Linked DNA regions of Homo sapiens: region 1 is linked to region 2. Evidence: read pairs that join two places in POLR2A ChIA-PET (ENCODE). Cell type or tissue: A673. All regions are shown on one strand. Links, peaks and the distances in the headings refer to the core of each region. The heading gives the core; the rest is flanking DNA.

Evidence for each region. ChIA-PET counts read pairs that join two places held together with the same protein. Peaks named below come from ENCODE experiments on the same cell type or tissue, not always from the same donor. Only the 100,000 strongest peaks of a DNase experiment are listed, where the experiment ranks them.
Region 1: POLR2A ChIA-PET joins it to region 2 with 6 read pairs; 4 of 35 experiments call an interaction of 5 or more read pairs at or near these places.

Annotation. Positions count from the first base shown.
Region 1 is chr6:36,351,417-36,356,800 of GRCh38, reverse strand. It overlaps a transcript of ETV7 not described here. Among named protein-coding and RNA genes, the nearest start is that of BNIP5, 17 kb to the right of the region's middle. In A673, for the core only: no CTCF peak of the experiment used is centred there; a DNase peak (open chromatin) is centred at 3,090.
Region 2 is chr6:36,425,782-36,431,165 of GRCh38, reverse strand. PXT1 (peroxisomal testis enriched protein 1) reads left to right here. Exons shown (of 5, transcript NM_152990.4): 3 at 5,075-5,252. The coding sequence starts at 5,084. Among named protein-coding and RNA genes, the nearest start is that of PXT1, 14 kb to the left of the region's middle. In A673, for the core only: a CTCF peak has its summit at 2,064; no DNase peak of the experiment used is centred there.

The DNA.
Region 1 (5,384 bases), core at 335-5,334, 74 kb after region 2:
CAGCCCAGCATTCCATCTACCATCCTCCTGGTAATAACTTTGTCTCTGGGAGTAACTCTTTTCCTACTCCATCACAGTGTCCTGCCCCCAGCAGTTGGGGAGGGCCCTGTAGCCCAGGCTGGGCCATTAAGAGAAGCCCATTTCCGTGGCCACAGCAACTGGTCCAGATGGTGCATGATCCAGGATAGGCCAATCAGGGTCCTTCCCTGGGATTTCTCTTTCTGTGTCTGGCTGGGAAGTTACCCCAAGCTAGTGGCAGCTGTGTCTTCTGCCATGAGGGGACACCAGAGGGGCAGAAAGGTGAGGTGAAGTCCCTGGAGGGTCTGGTCTCCACTTCTAATCTTGGGGCTCTCGGAGCTGTCATGATCCCTGCAGATCTTTCTTCAATTCTTTTTAAAAAATTGATATATAATAGTTGTATATATGTTTGGGATACGTGTGTTTGTTTGTGTTTTTTTTTGTTTTTTTTTTTTTTTTGAGACAGGGTCTCACTCTTTTACCCAGGCTGGAGTGCAATGGTGCCATCATTGCTCATCATTGTTTCACTGTGTTGCCTAGGCTGGTCTCAAAACTCCTGAGCTCAATGCAATCCACCTGCCTTGGCTTCCCAAAGAGAAGGGATTACAGGCGTGAGCCACTGTGCCCAGCCACATGTGAAATTTTGATAGCTGTAATTGCTTCAATTCTTTGACAATCCCAATAGCTTTCGAATACATCTCCTTTTCACTTATGTTGGTTTGAGTTGTGGTTTCTGTCTTGCACAATTATGAAAGGTCTATTTCTTAAGGAGGTACAATTTTTAGTCAAGGGATTGTTTGATACTCTTTAAGTTCACTGCCAGGCCTACCACTTATCTCTGTCGTAGGAGGAGAGTTCCTGTAATGAGAGGTTTTTAAGACGTCCTTTGTTCTGGGATGAATCAGAGGGAATGACTGCCTTGGAGCTCAGGATATTAAACTGAGTGGTGTCAAATATTCCCAGGATCAATCGACAATGCCATGTGTACCATCTCCTCCTACAGGGATTAAAGGCCTGATATTTAGATATGATTCTAGTTTTCTCTCAAATCCATACTTTAAGAGCTTATGGGCTGGGTGCGGTGGCTCACACCTGTAATCCCAGCACTTTGGGAAGCCAAGGTGGGCAGATAAGTTGAGGCCAGGAGTTCGAGACCAGCCTGGCCAACATGGTGAAACCCTGTCTCTACCAAAAAATACAAAAGTTAGCCAGGCGCAATGGCGCATGCCTGTAATCCCAGATACTTGGGAGGCTGAGGCAGGAGAATCACTTGAACCCGAGAGGCAGAGGTTGGAGTGAGGCGGAGAGTTGGAGGTTGGAGTAAGATCATGCCACTGCACTCCAGCCTGGATGACAGAGTGAGACTCTGTCTCAAAAAAAAAAAAAAGTCTATGAACATCAGTGTTATATACCACACTAATAAAATGAAAGACAAAACCCACATAATCATCTCAATAGATAGGGAAAAAGCATTTGACAAAATCCAAGTGTCTTATCATAAAAATATTCAACAAACCAAGACTAGAAGAGAACTTCCTCAAGCTGATCAAGACCATCTGTGAAAACCCCACAGCTACCATCCTACTTAATGGTGAACGACTAGATGCTTTTCTCCTAATATTGCAGGGTTCTAGTCAGAGCAGTGAGGCAAGAAAAAGAAATAAAAAGCATCTAGGTTGGAAAGGAAGAAGTAAAACTATCTCTGTTCATAGATAACATGATACTGTGTATAAAAATCCTAAGGAATAAAAAAACTATGAGAACTAATTAATGAGTTCAGTAAGTTTGCAGAATACAAGACTAACCTACAAAAGTCAATTGTATTTCTATCTATGACAATGAACAACCTGAAAATGAAATTCAAAATAATTCTATTTCCAATACCATCAAAAGAATAAAACACAAATAAACTTAAAGCACAAGACATATACTCTGAAAACTACAAAGCATTGTTGAAAGAAATTAAAGCAAATCTAAATAAATGGACAGATATAACATGTTCCTGGATTGTTAAGATGGCAATACTCCCTAAATTGGTCTACATATTCAATGCAATCCCTATCAAAATTCCAACTGCTTTTTTTTTTTATTGCAGAAATGGACTTCAGCTGATCTTCATATTCATATGGAGTTTCCAGTGACCCCAAATAGCCAAAACAGTCTTGGAAAGAAAAACAAAGTTGGAGGACCCACACTTCCTGATTTTGAAACTTGCTACAAAGCTATAGTACTCAACAAAGATTGGTAATGGCATAAGGATATAGATTAAGAACAGTTTTTTCAACAAATAGTGTTGGGACAATGGGTGTCCACATGCAAAAGAATAAAGTTGTCCCCTTACCTTACACCATCTCCAAAAATTAACTCAAAATATGTCAAAGACATAAACGTAAGAGCTAAAACTGTAAAACTCCTAGAATAAAACATAGGAGTAAATCTTCATGACCTTGGATTAGGCCATTGTGTCTTAAATATAACACCAAAAGAATAAGTAATAAAAAAATAGATAAATTGAACTCCATCAAAATTAAAAGCCTTTGTGCTTCATAGGACACCATCAAGAAAGTAAAAAAAAAAAAAAAAACCCATAGGATGGGAGAAAATATCTCCAAATCATATATCTGATAAAAGAATTGTATCCAGGATTGATAAAGAATTCCTACAACTCAATAATAAAAAGACAAAAAACCCCAAATTGGGCAAAGGACATGAATAGAGATTTTTCCTAAGAAGATACACAAATAACAAATAAGCACATGAAGAAATGCTAACATCATTGTATTAGTCCGTTTTCACACTGCTGATGAAGACATACCCGAGACTGGTAATTTATAAAGAAAAGAGGTTTAATTGACTCACAGTTCCACATGGCTGGGGAGGCCTCACAATCATGGCAGAAGACAAGGAGGAGCAAGTCACATCCTACATCGTGGCAGGGGGGAGAGAGCTTGTGCAGGGAAACTCCTCTTTATAAAATTTTATGGGGTCTCATGAGACTTATTCACAATCATGAGAACAGCACGGGAGAGACTGATTCAATTACCATGATTCAATTACCTCCCACTGGGTCCCTCCCACAACATGTGGGAATTGTGGGAGCTACAATTCAAGATGAGAATTGGTGGGGGTTGGGGGTGACACAGCCAAACCACAACAATCATTAATCATTAGGGAAATGAAGAACAAACTACCATGAGATACTACTTCTCGCTCACTAGGATTGTTAGGGAAACAGAAGCATAGGAGAGCCATGGTGACATCATTTTAAAATCAACTCCATCTTAAAACTATCAAGGCACGTTCCTTGCCAGTCATGACTCATGGTCCTAAGATGTTTACAGTTGAGGAAACACCTTAAAAATACCTGCAAGAACACACTCCTACAATAACAAAAAGTCCAGATGTCCCACTATCCTTAACAAGATATGCTTTTAAGATGACTATAGTCATGCTTTGATGTACTTATGTACTAAAATGCCAAAGATACTTTCTTTAAATCAACAGAATACTAAATTTTATGCTGTCAGCCCACCCACGCAGACATAATTTATCTTAGCTTTTACATAGATGAGACTCCTATATGAGAAAAGTTTAAGACAGAGATGGCGTGTTCCTCCTCTTGCTTTCTGAGGATGCCCTATTCTGTGACTGAGTAGCTTTCAATAAACTATCCTCTCTCTGCACTTTGTAACTTACCTTGAATCCCTTCCTGTGCGAGATCCAACAATCCTCTCTTGGAGTCTGGATTGGGACTCTTTTTCTGGCAACAGCAGAGCTATAATTAAAAAAAAGATGGACATTAACAAGTGTCGGAGAGGATGTGGAGAAGTTAGAACCCTCATACGTTACTGGTGAGAACATAAAATGATGCAGCTGCTGTGGAAAACAGCTTAACAATTTCTCAAAAAGCTAAAATAGAGTTACCGTATGACCCAGCAATCCTGCTTCTAAGTATATACCCGAGAGAATTAAAAACATATGTCCACACAAAAACTTGTACACAAATGTTCACGGTAGCATTATTTGTAGTTGCCAAAACGAAAAACAACCCAAATGTCCATTAACTGCTGAATGGATAAACAAAATGTGATCTATCCACACAATGGAACATTATGCAGTCATGAAAAAGGAATAAAGTTCTAATACATGCTGTAACACGGGTGAACCTTGAAGAAATAGTGTTGAATGTAAGGAGCAAGTCATAACATATGATTGTATGATTCCATTTATATGAAATGTCCAGAGAGGCAAATCCACCCAGCCAGGTGGGAGATTAATGGTTGACTGGGGTTGGGGGTGAGAGGGCCTGGGAAGGGACTGGTAATGGGTATGGGATTTCTTTCCAGGGGTATGAAAATGCTCCGGAAGTGGGCAGTCATGGTGATTAATGCACATCTCTGTGAATATACTAAACCCCACAGAACTGTACATTTTAAAGAGTGAATTTTAGCCAGGCCTGGTAGCTCATGCCTGTAATCCCAGCACTTTGGGAGGCCGAGGCAGGTGGATTGCTAGAGTCCAGGAGTTCGAGATCAGCCTGACCAACATGGCAAAACCCCGTCTCTCTTAAAATCACAAAAATTAGCTGGGTGTGGTGGCACGTGCCTGTAATGCCAGCTACATCAGGAGGCTGAGGCACAGAATTGCTTGAACACAGGAGGCGGAGGTTTCAGGGAGCCAAGATCGTGCCACTGCACTTCAGCCTGGGTGACAGAGTGAAAAAAAGAGAGTGAACTTTGTGGCATGTGAATGAGATCCCAGTAGTTATTATTAAAAAAAAAATTATGAGCAAACAGAGGCTCTGCATAGAGTAGCAGCTTCCCCAAAGAGGGCAGCAAATCAGGGGCACTTTCCTAGGCCTGGCAAAGTGGGATGTAGCATGAGGATTAAGAACCCAGGCTTTGAACCTGAAGGTTGTGGGTCTGAATCCTGCTTCCACGTCTCATGAGCTGTGGAATGTTGGAAAATGGACTCAATCTCTCTGAACCTCTCAATTGTAAAATGAGAATAACTCCTACTTTGTGAAGTTCTTATGAGGGTTAACTTCTCGGTAGCGTCTTGATAAATTATAGGTAGTTTTATCATTTTTTTCTCTGGAAAAAAGAAGGAAAGAAGTCTCTGGAAGACAACTTTGACCTTGGACTGAAGGTGGAAAGAATAGGCCCAGTTTAAATAAATACAAATAGATTTCAGGTTCTAGCTTGGGCTAGAGGGATATGGAAGACCCTCTCCAGGCATGGTGGGTGGTCAGCAGGAGTTCAGGGAGGGTGACTGGAGGCAGAAAAAGTACAGACACTCATTCTCCCACTAGGCTGCCAGGTCTGTGGGTTAGAACTGGATGCTCTGGTATTCAAGTTTTCTGCCAG
Region 2 (5,384 bases), core at 229-5,228:
TACATTTCCAAATTTATCTTACAATGAACACTTTTAAAATGACAATTTACGGCCAGGCATGGTGGCTCACGCCTGTAATCCCAGCACTTTGGGAGGCCGAGGGGGGTGTATCACTTGAGGTCAGGAGTTTGATACCAGCCTGGCCAACATGGTGAAACCCTATCTCTAGTAAGAAATACAAAAATTAGCTGGGCGTGGTGGTGAGCTCCTGTAATCCCAGCCACTCAGGAGGCTGAGGCAGGAGAATTGCTTGAGCCTGGGAGGTGGAAGTTGCAGTGAGCCAAGATCGCGGCACTGCACTCCAGCTTGGGCCACTGCACTCCAGCCTGGGTGACAGAGCGAGACGTTGTCTCAAAAAATTAAAAAAAAATTAAATAAAACGACAATTTACTAACAATATTATGCACTCAGATTAACGTAGTATATAAGTTTTCTACTGTTGCTGTAACAAATGACCACAAACTTAGTGGCTTAATACAATACAAATTTATCTTACAGTTCTAGGGGTCAGAAGTCTAAAATGAGTTGGCAGGGTTGCATTCCATCTGGAGGCTCTAGGAGAGAATCCATCTCCTTATCTTTTTCGGCTTCTAGAGGCTGCCTGCATTCCTTGGGTTATAGATAGATTCTTCTCATGTCATTCTGACCTCTGCTTCCATTGTCACATTTCTTTCTGTGAATCTGGCCCTCTTGCCTCCCTCTCTAAGGATTATATGATTAGGTTGGGCCTAGCTAATCCAGGATAATCTCTTCATCTCAAGAGCTTTAATATAATTACATCTACAGAGTCCATTCTGCCTGGTAGGGTAACATATTCACAGGTTCTGGGAATTAGGATGTGGACATTTTGTGAAGCTGTTATTTAACCTACAACACATAGACAGCAAAATGTGAACCCATAGATGAATTAATAATTAATGGACAGAAGAAATGATAAGAGATTTACTTTTTTTTTTTTTGAGATGGAGTGTCGCTCTGTCACCCAAGCTGTAGTACACTGGTGCGATCTCACCCCACTGCAACCTCTGCTTCCCGGGTTCAGGCAATTTTCCTGCCTCAGCCTCCCAAGTAGCTGGGACTACAGTCATGCGCCACTACGCCTGGCCAAGTTTTGTACTTTTAGTAGAGACAAGGTTTTGCCATGTTGGCCAGGCTACTCTCGAGCTCCTGATCTCAAGTGATCCACCTATCCACCTATCTGGGCCTCCCAAAGTGCTGGGATTACAGGCGCGAGCCACTGTGCCTGGCCAAAAGCTTTACTTCTAATGTATTTTAAGCTTTATATCAGAACAACCCACAAAGAAATAAATTATTTTATTAAGTAAAAACTTTCGTAAATATATATCAAAATAATAAGACTTAGCCCAGCATGGTGGCTCACGCCTGTAATCCCAGCCCTTTGGGAGGCCGAGGTGGGTGGATCACTTGAGGTCAGGAGTTCGAGACCAGCATGGCCAACACGGTGAAACCCTATCTCTACTAAAAATAAAAAATTAGCCAGGCATGGTGGTGTGCACCTGTAATCCCAGCTACACAGGAGGCTGAGGCAGAAGAATCGCTTGAACCTGGGAGGCGGAGGTTGCAGTGAACCGAGATTGCACCATTGCACTCCAGCCTGGGTAAAAGGAGTGAAACTCCATCTCAAAAAAAAAAAAAAGAAAAGAAAAAAAGAAAAAAGAAAAGTGAAGAAAAAGAAAATAATAATAATAATGACAAGATACCTAACATAAACCAGTAATTATTAAATAGACAACATACATCAACTAAATGGTTGCTGAAGCATCTGCAGATATATTCTCATGCTTTCATGAATTCTGAGATTTCCTGGTTATATAATATTTTCAGGTAGGGCCAACATTTCTTAAGGGTAATTATGCAATTTTTTTTTTTTTTTGAGACAGGGTCTCACTCTCACTTTGTACCCCAGGCTGGAATGCAGTGGTGTAAACATGGCTCATTGCAGCCTCAATTTTCTGGACTCAAGTGATTCTCCCACCTCAGCTTCCTGAGTAGCTGGGATTACAGGTGTGCGCAACCACTAGGCTAATTTGTGTATTTTTTTGTAGAGACCAGATTTCACCATGTTGCCCAGGCTGTTCTCAAACTCCTGAGCTCAAGTGATCAGCCCACTTCAGCCTCCCAAAGTACTGGGATTCCAGGCATAAGCCACACCACTTCTGGTCCTGACATATATTTTAAAATAAGTTTTAGGCTGTGCGCGGTGGCTCATGCGTGTAATCCCAATACTTTGGGAGGCCGAGGTGGATGGATCACCTGAGGTTGGGAGTCCGAGACCAGCCTGGACAACTTGGTGAAACCCCGTCTCTACTAAAAATACAGAAATTAGCTGGGCTTGGTGGCACCACTGCACTACAGCCTGGGTGATAGAGCGAGAGACTCCGTCTCAAAAAAAAAAAAAGTTTTAGATGAAAAATATAATTAGCATTAATTATTTTCAATGAATACCTATTAACATCCTGCAGTATTGTTTGGGGGAAATTATAATAAAAACCTACTTGGGAAAAATAAAATCCAACATTCTTGATAGTTTAATTTAAAAGGCTGTGGTTAGATATTTTATTCTCAGTTGTCTAGCAATGTCACATGAATGACTAGTACAAAATGACAGTTTCACAATGGGCTAATGGGTAAAGCTGTCAGCCGGCCAGCTCTTTCAGGTAAGAAACTCGCCTGGTAGCTACATCTTGATTATCAACTTTGCTCATTTAGGAATAGTTGTCTTTTTTTTCAGTCTCGCTCTGTCGCGATCTCGGCTCAGTGCAACCTCCACCTCTAGGGTTCAAGCCAGTCTCCTGCCTCAGCCTCCCGAGTAGCTGGGACTACAGGTGCGTGCCATCACGCCTGGCTAATTTTTTGAATTTTTAGTAGAGACAGGGTTTCACCGTGTTAGCCAGGATGGTCTTGATCTTCTGACCTCATGATCCGCCCGCCTCAGCCTCTCAAAGTGCTGAATTACAGGCGTCAGCCACCGCGCCCGGCCAGGAATTTTAGTACTTTTATCAGTTCATCCAGGGCTGATCTGGCTCTGACACATGAGCTGAACAGCATGTCTTACCTGACAAATCAAATTAGGGTCAGAAGTTTGCCTAATGAGTCCAGTTAAAATGCCAGGCTGCCCAAGGCACTAAAAATGCCCAGAAACCCACAACACCTCATTTCTCAGCTCCCTATCCCCCAGTCTGGCCTGAATTACAAACTTAAGCAATACATTGAGGTAGCAGTCTACACTGGAAAATATGGTACATTTGAAAAACGATGAGTCACAATTCTATTTGACAATCTTTCTCCCCTTGGTTTGTATGGCTGGCCGTCCAGTAAAGTACAGTACAGTGGCCACTGGCTGCATGTGGCTACTGAGCACCCAAAATATGCCTAGTCTGAATTGAGATGTGCTGTAAGTGCAAAATGCATACCAGATTTTGAAGACTTGACTTAAATTAATAAGAATGTAAAATATTTCATTAATAATTTTTTATATTGATTACATGTTGAAATGACAATATTTAGATTTATTTGGGGATATATTAGATTAAATAAAATATATCATTAAAATTAATTTTACTCATTTCTTTTTACTTATTAAATGTAGCTACTAGAAAACTTAAAATCATATATGTGGTTCACTTATTTTTATTAGACAGCACTGATGTAAGGCTCCTGAAGTCCACCTCTATTATCTTAGCAGCTCATTGTGGTCTTAGCCATTCTTTCCCTTTCCAGTAACTTAGATTTAGAAGTTAGAATAGAAGGTAGATTTAGGAGGTAGAACAGAAAGTTTTGAACTCTGTGGCCACCCTTCAAGTCAAAAGAATTAAATGCCCAGGAAGACAACAAGTCATAATGCGGCCGGGCATGGTGGCTCACACCTGTAATCCCAGCACTTTGGGAGGCTGAGGAGGGCAGATCACGAGGTCAGCAGTTTAAGACCAGCCTGGCCAATATGGTGAAACCCCGTCTCTACTAAAAATATAAAAATTAGCTGGGCATGGTGGCACGCACCTGTAGTCCCAGCTACTCGGGAGGGTGAGGCAGGAGAATTGCTTGAACCCAGGAGGCAGAGGTTGCAGTGAGCCGAGATCTGCACTCCAGCCTGGGCGACAGAGCAAGACTCTGTCTCAAAAAAAAAAAAGAAAAAAAAAGTCCTAATGCAATTCTTCATCTCATTTGGATTGATTCTACAATATTGGAGGGGAAAAGGGAAAGGGGGCGGAAGAGTAATCTTCATATTAGTGTCTGCAGAGACAGAATGTGTGTGTATGAAGGATCAAAGAGGACTATGAGAATTGTTTTGGGGAGGAAACACACACACACATGAGGAAATAGGACAAAGAGTGTGTTGTATTCCATCTCCACCCCTCTCCGCCTCTCTAGGTTTTGATCTACTTTATTTTGGCTATACCCATTTGTCTCTCTTTTTCTCAGTGTACCAATTTACACACTTCCCCTGATGGAATGTGGCTCTTGAAAAGAGAAGAGGCCAGGTGCTGTGGCTCACGCCTGTAATCCCAACACTTTGGGAGGCTGAGGCAGGCGGATCACCTGAGGTCAGGAGTTTGAGACCAGCCTGGCCGACATGGTGAAACCCTGTTTCTACTAAAAATACAAAATTAGCCAGGCGTGGTGGCGCATGCCTGTGATCCCAGCTACTCAGGAGGCTGAGGCAGGATAATTGCTTGAACCCAGAAGGCAGAGGTTGTGGTGAGCCGAGATGGGGCCATGGCACTCCAGCCTGGGCAACAAGAGCAAAACTTCGTCTCAAAAAAAAAAAAAAAAAAAAAAAAAAAAAAAAGCGAGAGAGAGAGAAGAAAGACTAATGGGAGATAAGGATGCAGGCCGGTGTAATAGGTGATAAGGATGCGGCAGCCTAGAAAGATGTTTAACTAAATCGAAAAAGACCTTAGGGATCACTCTGGTCCACCTTCTACCCCAATCCATAACTCTCTTATATGTGGAATAAATGCTGCTGATATTGTTAAAACATTAATATTTATCTAAAATACCAAATATTTACTGAGAAATGGGGGAAAGCCTCTGAAAATATGTTTTTCAACAGGGAAAAAACATGAAGAAAAAACATGATGGCATTGTTTATGAAACTAAAGAAGTTCTCAATCCATCTCCCAAAGTAACACATTGTTGCAAATCACTGTGGTTAAAATACAGTTTTCAGAAGGCATACATGACCCAACTTGTCAGCTCCCAGCCAGTTCCAGCCATGTCAAGGAACCCAGGTAAGATATTTGGATTAAACTAAGATAAATAGTTTACTTAGCATGTGTTTTTCTTGCTATTAAGACCATAAAATTGGACATTAAATATATATATATATATATATATATTTTTTGTTTTTGTTTTTTGAGACA